Regions from separate parts of the Homo sapiens genome. Here region 1 is linked to region 2. Evidence: chromatin contacts called from ENCODE Hi-C or POLR2A ChIA-PET data. All regions are on one chromosome and are shown on one strand. The core of a region is the stretch at or near the end of the contact, and the rest is flanking DNA. Distances in the headings are between cores, read along the strand shown. Region 1 holds the start of NYX (nyctalopin). Region 2 has its middle 75 kb from the start of BCOR.

Region 1 (4,838 bases), core at 210-2,709, 1.3 Mb before region 2:
GATCACCTGAGGTCAGGAGTTCAAGACCAGCCTGGGCAATATGGCGAAACCCCGTCTTTACTAACAATACAAAAAATTAGCTGGGCGTGGTGGCAGGTGCCTATAGTTCCAGCTACTCAGGAGGCTGAGGCACGAGAATCACTTGAACCCGGGAGGCGGAGGTTGCAGTGAGCCAAGATCCATGCCACTGCTCCCCAGCTTGGGCGAGAGTGAGACTCTGTCTCAAAAAAAAAAAAAAAGAAAAGAAAAGAAAAGAAAAAACCACCGTACGGTGGCTCACGCCTGTAATCCCAGCACTTTGGGAGGCCGAGGCGGGCAGATCACGAGGTCAGGAGATCGAGACCATCCTGGCTAACATGGTGAAACCCCGTCTCTACTAAAAATACAAAAAATTAGCCAGGCGTGGTGGCGGGCACCTGTACTCCCAGCTACTCGGGAGGCTGAGGCAGGAGAATGGCGTGAACCCGGGAGGCGGAGCTTGCAGTGTGCCGAGGTCGCACCACTGTACTCCAGCCTGGGTGACAGAGCGAGACTCCATCTCCAAAAACAAAACAAAACAAAAAAACACTGTAGCACTGTAGCTTTTGGTTATCACACCAATGAATTCATATCTGAAATTAGAATAAGAAAATCACCAAGAGGACTATTTCATATATTCGGCTCAGGAGTTTTGTTTTTAGGAAACAAAAATCCCCACCACCTGCTGTTTTCTTGCTTTCTCTATCCCCTCCCCCACGATCACAGGGTCAGTGAAACCTGATCAGAAGTGTCCAGATACCGCTGTCCCAGAAGCCACTTTAAAGACTCTTTGGGCAGAAGCTCTGTGGCTTCCACCCCTCTTCCCAACCCTTGCACCCACCGGCAGGAGAACTCACCATGCAGAAGCAGGACCAACATCCCTCGGCCTTTCATCCACCCAGTGGCTTAGGACCACCCAGCCGTGGGACCCCTACCTGAGGGGAGAAAGGACAGGTCACCCAGTGCCCAGGAGGGCCCCATGAGAACCCTCCCATGCCTCCACACTTCTTCCTGAATGCCCTGCCTTTCTTTCTTCCTCACATTCCTTCCTTCTTAATGACCCTGGTGTTGGGCTAAGGGAAACCAGTAACAACAGAAAATCAGAAGCTCCCCACAAATGGACAGTTTGGATCTATTAGGAAACCCTTTGTCAGGCTACAGCCCTGACAGCAACTCAGATGGCATCACTGACAACCCAGCAAGGAAATGGATGGAGAGGAAACCCCTGCAGAGAAGCGTTAGTGAATGGTCCTCAAATGTTGCTTACCGTCCTGGGAGTCTCCCTGGTCCTGCTCCTCTGAGGTCCCCCTCCACTCCCTCAGCCCATCCATCTCCCAAGTCAGGCAGCCACAGATGCTGAAAATGGTTTGAGAGAGAAGTAAAGGTGGGGGTGGGGGGACGGGAGGAAGGGGTGAAGAGGAATAGTTACTTGTGCAGGTTTGAGTGCTTATTTTTCTTTCTCCAGATTTAATGGCAGGAAAATCCTCTGTATCACATGAGGATTAACAGAGATGAAAGAATGTGTCTGCCTTTCGAATCACTAAAGCCAGTGACAGATTTTGCTGACATACCAATCGGCTTTATCCCCGGGCCTTGACCACCCTGGCCCTCCTGTCCTCTCTCCATCTGCCTGGCCCCTTTCTCTCCTTAAACCTTCCCCAGACCCTGCCCCGTTCCCTGACCCCAGCCCCAGCCCCAAGCAATATGTAGCCTGAAATTGGCTTCCTGCCACCCAAACAGCATTATCAGCATTTTCAACAAGGACGCATTATATAACTTGGAGAGCTGGAGAAGGGACAGGACAGCTTAAAATGTTTCCCCAAAATGCCGGCTGCTGATTTCCTTTCTTTGAAGTGGTTGATGGTGAATGATACAAAAACGGACTGGAGAGAGTCCTTCCACTACAAGAAGGCAAGAGGTTCCCACTGGGGTTAGGGCTGGTAGTGGTGGCCTAAGGCAGTGGGTCCAGGAATGGGACCTTCAGAATCTGGCTGAGGTTTCTGAAACCCACCAGGACTCAGTTTAGGCCCTGGCTACTCAGTGTGGCCGGTGGACCAGCAGCAGTACCTGAGAGCTCGTTAGGAAAACAGAATCTCAGCGCCTTCTACCCCCCGCCCCAGACCTGTTGAATCAGCATCTGCTTTTTTTTTTTTTTTTTTTTTTTTGAGATGGAGTCTCACTCTGTCGCCCAGGCTGGAGTGCAGTGGCACAATCTTGGCTCACTGCAACCTCCACCTTCTGGGTTCAAGCGATTCCCCTGCCTCAGCTTCCTGAGTAGCTGGGACTACACCATGCCCAGCTAATTTTTTGTATTTTTAGTAGAGACGGGGTTTCACCATGTTGACCAGGATGGTCTTGATCTCTTGACCTTGTGATCCACCCGCCTCGGCCTCCCAGAGTGCTGGGATTACAGGCGTGAACCACCGCGCCCGGCCAGCATCTGCATTTTAACTAGGTCGGCGGAGAGGGGGATTCCTGTGCCCGGTAAAGTTTGGAAAGCCCTGTTTTAGGAGACTGGTGGAGGGGGTCTGATCAAAATGAGGGTGGCAGGGGGGCCTGTTTATCTAGCCTTTCTGGCCAGCAGTTCAGGTGCCCCCACATTCTCCTGGCCCCAGCAAGCCTCTGCTGTCTGCTGGGACAGCACTTCCAGGTATCCATGGCAACCTGCCAAGTTCTGGCCACGCAGGACTTGGTGAGCCAGTGCTGATGAAAGGAAGCCAGGAGTTCCCTTCCCACAGAAAGGGTTCTGGATGTGAATCTAGACATCTCAGGCCACCGTGCCCTGGGGAATTTTTGTTTTCTTCCATTTGAGCCTTGAAAGCCAAAATGTGGCTGAACTTGTCTAACCTGCTGGAAAGAAGAGAATACTAGGGATGGGGTAGGGATGTGGGTGGGGGAGGCCTCTCAAATGACATCTCTATCCCCAGTGTTGGACTCGCCTGGCTTATTAGATGAGAGCAGTGGGCAGCCCTCTCATTGTGACCACCAGTGTCGGAGGTGTCCCTGTAGCCATCACCCCAAGCCTTAGCCCAACGAAGCCCCCACTCCCCCAGCAGCAGTCCAGAGGCTGAATCTCGACTGTAAGAGCCAACCTGTCTGCACCCACAACCTTTGTTCGCAGCTTATTGGTCCAACCTTCCCTTCAATCTTCTCCAGGCCAGTGGGCCTGGTGCTCTGGCACTGGGATCCCACTAAGGAAGACCTTCTTCTCCACCTGTGAACTGAAACATTTCTCCCAAGTGGAAAATAAGGAGGCATCAGAGACTCTTGGCATAAAAAGGAAGGAGCCCATCCACCAGGTGAGCTGGTACCACCGACTTGGGAGGATGAGCAGCCCTTAATCAAAACCTTGCTGCAGGGAGAAAAGCAGGTGGCCCAGGGTTGTTACAGGAAATGCGATTGACTGACTTCCCCTGGGAGAAACTTAAAGCTCAAGACAGGAGAAAGGCCGGCCCTTTCAGAGCCTACTCCAGCCACTCGTGGGCTGCTGGGGGAGGGATTTTTTCGTTTTTGTTTTTGAGATGGAGCCTTACTCTGTCCCTCAGGCTGGAGTGCAGTGGCGTGATCTCAGCCCACTGCAACCTCTGCCTCCCGGGTTCAAGCAATTCTCCTGCCTCAGCCTCCTGAGTAGCTGGGACTACAGGTGAGTACCACCACACCCGGCTAATTTTTTTTGTATTTTTAGTAAAGATGAGGTTTCACCATGCTAGCCAGTTTGGTCTCGAACTCCCGACATCAAATGATCCACTGGCCTCAGCCTCCCAAAATGTTGGTATTACAGGCGTGAGCCACTGTACCTGGCCCTCCTGGGGTGGTTTTGTACCCATGCTAGTTCTCACTCATCATGCAGTTGGTAGCCCATAAAAGGAGCTGAAGGAGGGAGAAGGGGTGTGTAAGTGACCTTGAGAAATAGTGATGGCCCAAGATGCATGATTTTGCCAGCCTCCACCTCCTGGATTCAAGCCATTCTCCTGCCTCAGCCTCCCAAGTAGCTGGAACTACAGGCGCCGGCCACCATGCCTGGCTAATTTTTGTGTTTTTAGCAGAGATGGGGTTTCGCCGTTTTGGCCAGGCTTCCCCACCTTGGAATTGGTAAGAATTACCGATTAATTAAGACAGCCGGCGACTACTGGAGGCTTTGCCTGCTATCTGGAGGACACAGATTTGCCCTCCAGCCTTTCTGCCCTGTAGTGACAATTCACAGACACCCCAACCCTGGGTAGCCCTTCCTGGGCCTTTGCTTTGCTCCTTTCTTTCCCCACTTCTCCACCTGCTGAAATCTCAATCTGCCTGCTATGCTTAGCATAAGCGCTACCACCTCTAAGAAATGAATCCCCTTCCAGTGCCCTCCTTTCTCACTTGCAGGCATCTGCCTCGAAGTTCACAGTGTTTGTTTGTTTGTTTGTTTGTTTGTTTGTTTGTTTGTTTTGAAACTGAGTCTCGCTCTGCTGCCCAGGCTGGAGTGCAGTGGTGCGCTATCGGCTCACAGCAACCTCCGCCTCCCGGGTTCAAACAATTCTCCTGCCTCAGCCTCCGGAGTAGCTGGGATTACAGGCACGCGCCACCATGTCCGGTTAATTTTTGTATTTTTAGTAGAGATGGGGTTTCACCATATTGTCCAGGCTGGCCTCAAACTCCTGACCTCAAGTGATCCGCCCACCTCGGCCTCCCAAAGTGCTGGGATTACAGGCGTGAGCCACCACGCCAGGCCTGAGCCACTGCGCCCAAAGTTCATAGTGTTTGGATGGCTGGCCTCCTTGGAGGGGCTGTGCTTGATCCAAGTCTGCACTCCCACAATGTCTGGCTGGTGTCGCCTTCAG
Region 2 (5,146 bases), core at 2,106-4,605:
TTGGAAAAGTTGCGATATTTTTTCTCCCCCTCTCGCCGCACAGCTGCTGTCTCCCGGGCGGAATTAGGCGACCACGTTTGCTCAACCCGAAGGAGAGAGGATCGCGCGGGCGCTGGGCGGCCGCCGGGCCCGGGCCGCGAAAATCCAGCCCTGGCTTTGCGTCGAGCTGCTGAGTGCCGCGCTTACGCGCGCGGGGCCAGCCGGGGCCTGGTTTCCATCTGCCCCTTTTGCCTCCGTGTTAAGTTCGCCGGGGAAAACCCAACGATCCGTGCTGAGCCCCTCGGAGGAGAGCCCCCGCCCCACCCCACCCCCAGCCCGATCCCGACCGATGGAAAAAATGACAGTATAGGTCAGAACAGGCTGCCCGCGAGTATTAATATGGACGGCCTCCGTTCCTGGTGCTTGGGGAGGATGGGCGCTTCGCCAGGAAACCGCCGAAGGAGGCGCCATGAGGGCCGCCTGCCCCTTCTCGGGCTAGAAAACGTGGATTCTCAGAGGGACCAGACAAATGTGGTCAGATAGCTGCAGGAACTTACCCCATCTAAATACAGGTTGCCCGTGTATATTCCAACCAAGATCATTTTTGTTTCAATCTAATACACGTTGAATCAATTAGAAATACTGTGAGAAACTGTGGTCAAACGGTAGATAGGAAACTTGCTCTTTGCCTAACATTAAATGTATGCTCAGGAGGTGCGGGGCTGAGCACTATCGGCGCAGCCAGTCTGTGTCCTAAGAAGACAGGGTCCCCTTTGCGTTCCACCTTCCAGGACCTTAATAGAACGCGAAGAGAGGAATTATTTTAGTTGTAGTTTCTATTAGAGGGTTGCTTACTCCTTGCAAACTCCCGCCTGGGGTTGTCGGTAGTTAGTAGTAGATGGTTCTGCGTTTTGGCTTTTACAGTCCACGTTTTTCTCTTGGCTTTTTCTTTTCCTGCGTACACGCTGCTGGGTACGGGGAGGGGGCTGCCCAGACGTGTGCTGCCGCCGCCCTCGGGCTCTTTCTTGCGCACCACGCGGCCTCGGAGGAGGGGAAATGTGAACTCTCCGGGTGGCGCTCGAGAACTGGAATTCTGATTTAGGGCTGCGGGTTTGTTCCGGAGGCTGGCTGGGAGCGTCTTGTAGGGGCCGGAGGCTGTGAAGGGGAAGCCCCAGAGGTGACCCTGAGGCCTCAGAAGCAAACCTGGAGGCGCCCGTGTTCTTTGTCTTTCTCGGGGCTGGCAGCTTGGCACGCACAGTTCCGATAAGGATCTACTGAGAGCTAGAGCGCACTGCCAGCACATTTCAGTGATTAGGCAAACGCCGGTAGCCACTTAAGGCAAAGGCCATTTGCGTTGTGTTTGAAAAGGAAAAGGCAGCCTCACCTAATGAATTATGGGTGACCCTGGAGAGGCCAAGCAGGGGAGGCCGAGGCCTCCCTAGGCTCTTATTTGCCGCAACTCCTCCCCTTTTTGCCAGAGTCGCCATTTCAAAGGTAATGGGAAGCCTTTTGAAATTAGAAGTCTGACCGATTCTGTCTACAGAAGTGGTATTTGCATCTGTGCACCAGTAAAATGTGGCCCGCCAGCGGCCCAGGGACAAGGCCTGCCATACGCCAGCCCTGCACCAGTGTTAGACCAAAGTACATCCCAGAGGACATGGCTTTTGGCCAACTCCTCCGAGAACTGATTTAAAGAGGTGGCCTTCAGCCATCAAAAAAGGTGTCCTGGAAGAGTAGGCTGGAGGTCCTGGAAACCAGCGCTCTTCCCCAGGGCTGCAGGGAGAGAGTGGGTAATGGTGCCTGAGCCCTGACGGAACTTGCTATTAATCCAGTCTAAATGAGCACCATTAAAAAGGACTCTCCCTCCTATCCACCACCACACACACACAAGCCTTTATGGGACGGTCTAGTGGAGACCTAGACAGTTTGAGGGCATTTGGCCTTCACTTTTCAGTGGCCATACAATAGTGCCCTTTCCACCCTGCCAAGACCACTGGCTCCATGTAAACTTCCAGGAACTTTAACCCGGAACTTTGTACTCCCTACCCATCCAAAGGGAGTGCCAGATCATAGTAACAAACACACGTAGCATTGTACTGGAGGCAGCGTTCTAAGCACCTTATGTATGGAGGCATGTTATCCTCAGAACAACCCTACGAGGTAGATAATAGTATTGGTCTTATTTTACAGATGAGGACTCCGAGGTTTCGAACTGTTAAGCGGTTTGCCCAAAGCCGCACAGCTTGGGATAATAGGGCCTGGATTGACCAGAGGGAGAGATAGGGCCTGGATTGACCAGAGAGAGAAATAGGGCTGTGTTGCCTCTCTAGCGTTTTGTAATGAAAGTGATCTGTTTGGGGGTTGTTTCGAGAGGACTGCCTGGACCCCAACCTTCCAAAGGAAAATATGAAGAGACTAGAAGGCCCAACATTTGGCCTTTATTTTGCAAAAGAAAGTTCTGGAGAGTCGTACAGAGGCATCTTACTGTGGCTCCTCCGCGGCAAGGAAGGGGTCAGGGAAGGCAATGCAAAGGCCCCCCTGGCCCACCTAGCTGCATAGCATCCGGCGGTCACGTCCGCCGGAGGTGACTGGGGACTGGGGACAGCCGATTGCCGAGGAACTCCTTATCGCCCAGTGTCAGTGCTCCCGGGTGCCGGAGCTAAACGTCCGCCTGCGGGGGCGGCTAGTTCACACCAGTCCCCTGGCTCCCGACGCGCCCCCGGGCTTCTCCCGCGGAGCTGGCTAGATGCCCGGCGGCGGCTCCGAAGCTCCGGGCTCCCCGCCGCTTGTCCCGCCAGCCCGAGGCATGGAGCCCCACGGCCCAGGACTGGAGAGCCCAGTTCGTCAGTCCAGGTTGGGACTGCTGGTTCCGGGTTGCTCACGATCACTCTCCCCTCAACACCCGTCCGGCCAGGGCGCGCGCGCAGACACATAAACACACACGGCTTCCAAGCGCGCAGCCCGCCTCCCGGGCCTCCGCTTTTCCTTCCTCCTCCCCGCTCGGGCGCTTCGGAAGCCCGTGGCGGTTGTGTGCTGCGCCAGGGAAGAGTCCGGGTCGGGGAGACCGCGCTGCCCTCTTTCCCCCCAAGGTCTGCGCGCACGCTAGTATCCTTAGGAAGCACAGTCAGGCTTGTGGGTTCCCATCTTCCCGGGAAATGACGGCTGCTGGCGAGGACCTGTTCGCTCCGTGTTTCGCAATGGCCCGGGGATCAGAGGAGAGGACCGGGCGGTGGGGCCTGCGCGTGGATGAGGGTGGCGGTAAATCCCCTCTCCCGCGAAGGTGGCTGAGCCTCCGGCCACCGCTAGTAGTAGTCTACCCTGCTCGTCTTGCATTGGCCGCAGCTTGACTCCCCTGCGTGCCGCGGGTCGGTGTGGGTGTCCCCACTCCCTCAAGCCTTTACTTTCAGCTCGCGAAACCCCATGGATCCGCGGCTGGGCTGGGCAGCGCAGACGCCCAGCTGCCCTCGCCAACCCCAGGCCCAGAGGGGGCCAGGCTGGCCTGGGGGCTGGGCGGCCCGGCTGCACTTGCCGGCGTTGAGAGAGGCTCTGTGAGCCGGAGCCGGCCGCCGAGCCGAGGGAGAGAGCGCATCAGCCCGCGCGCCTTAAGGCAGAACACACGCCTTTCCCGGAACCTTGAAACCCAGGGGAGCCGCTGCCATCTTCGCGTGACGAGCAGCGAGACGCCGGTGATTAAGTGTTTCTTTCCGGCTCCCTCTCCGGGTTGCGGCTCTCCTCCTTTCCACAGGGCTGGAAGAATAAAAACCTGGGGAAAAACCACACACAACTGCGCTCTGGTCTCGCTCGCCATGTCCGCACTGGTTTCTTAGGGTGCGCCCACGCGGGGCACCCCCTGCTCCCCTACTCCACGCCTGGCCGGGGTCGAGGGCTGCGTGCCTCGGTTTCCATCCGCTCTAGCGCAAATCTCGGAGTTTAATGGGGAGGGGGCACACATTGCTGAAGCCACCCGACCCCCATTCTCCTTACGCCCCCCCCCCATGGGGATTAAACCTAAACACATGAATCCCCCACCCATACCCGGGACTAATCCAGCCGCGCCTCCTGGGATTAACTCGGCTCACAGGTCCATAAAACACTTCCGGCGCGGCCAGAGGGTCTGTCTGCAGAAACACTTTAAAATTGTCCTCCCGGGCCTGGAGTCGGAATTGACTGGGTGGAGGGAAGTGAGTAAACAGACAGTTGTAAGAGACAATCCGTGAGGTTTGCAGGCTGTGAAAAGAGCTGCTTAAAATATGGGCTGTCGGGGTTGCCTCCAGCAGGAGGGTGGCCCGGGTCCTAGCAGACAGATCCAAGAAAAGGATGCAATATATTCTAAATGACATTGACCTGGAGGAAGGAGGGTGTAGGCAGGAGCAGGCTGGCTTCACATGGCTTCTGGCTCCAGTTCAGTGAGGAAGACTAGCTTCCAGAAATTTGTGGGGGCGAGTGGCCAGTCTCTTCATGTGTAAAATCAGAACAGTAACACCTACTCTGTCCCCCTCGGATGGGTTTCTGAGGACCAAAATGTGAAGGCACTTTGTAAATGCGGCTCAACCCTTCTGCTTCACTGTGGTTAATGTTCAGTCTCTCTTAGGTAGAAAAACCAGTGACTTGCTGATTAGAAAACAAAGTAGAAATCAGCCCTTTCTCAAATCTACGCAACAATGTTCGAGATAAAGGGAACCCAAAAGCAACCTAATATTTTGAACCTCCTTTTACATCATTTCGAGATAAGTTTCTGAAGTAATGAGAGAATCTTTGGAATGTTCTAAGAAAATCTGTCAAAAACTGGAGGTTAATGGGGAAGAAAGGGAGGCTTTAAATTGGGTCAAATCACATTTTAAGAAGGCTGGGCGCGGTGGCTCACGCTTGTAATCCTAGCACTTTGGGAGGCGAGATGGGTGGATCACGTGAGGTCAGGAGTTCGAGACCAGCCTGGCCAACATGGCGAAACCCCGTCTCTAGTAAAAATACAAAAAATTAGCCGGGCAAGGTGGCGGGCGCCTGTAATCCCAGCTACTGGGGAGGCTGAGGCAGAATTGCTTGAACCCGGTAGGCAGAGGTTGCAGTGAGCCGAGATCGTGCCACTTCACTCCAGCCTGGGCAAAAGAGCGAAACTCCGTCTCAAAAAAAAAAAAACCAAAACCAAAACAAAACCGGAAGAAGAATA

What was found. Hi-C counts contacts between places; a loop is a spot of excess contacts on that map. ChIA-PET counts read pairs that join two places held with the same protein, here RNA polymerase II (POLR2A). Pooled maps may share reads with other maps.
Region 1: a map with no recorded cell type shows a loop between it and region 2 (9-fold over the local background). The contact joins the promoter of NYX here to the enhancer-like site in region 2. A Hi-C loop is called at or near these places in 3 of 37 single-sample maps with no recorded cell type and 3 of 50 pooled maps. POLR2A ChIA-PET finds 5 or more read pairs at or near these places in 1 of 52 experiments (activated B cell).

Annotation. Positions count from the first base shown.
Region 1 is chrX:41,443,964-41,448,801 of GRCh38, reverse strand. NYX (nyctalopin) reads right to left here and starts at 1,459. Exons shown (of 3, transcript NM_001378477.3): 1 at 1,286-1,459; 2 at 876-953. The coding sequence starts at 897. RefSeq lists enhancers at 3,334-3,383, 3,504-3,573, 3,724-3,793.
Region 2 is chrX:40,170,325-40,175,470 of GRCh38, reverse strand. It overlaps a transcript of BCOR not described here. Among named protein-coding and RNA genes, the nearest start is that of BCOR, 75 kb to the right of the region's middle. RefSeq lists enhancers at 526-575, 4,969-5,146 and silencers at 3,302-3,381, 3,402-3,461. Within about 2 kb of position 3,355, at least 31 of the 41 ENCODE cell types and tissues checked have a DNase peak (open chromatin) inside an H3K27ac peak, as active enhancers do.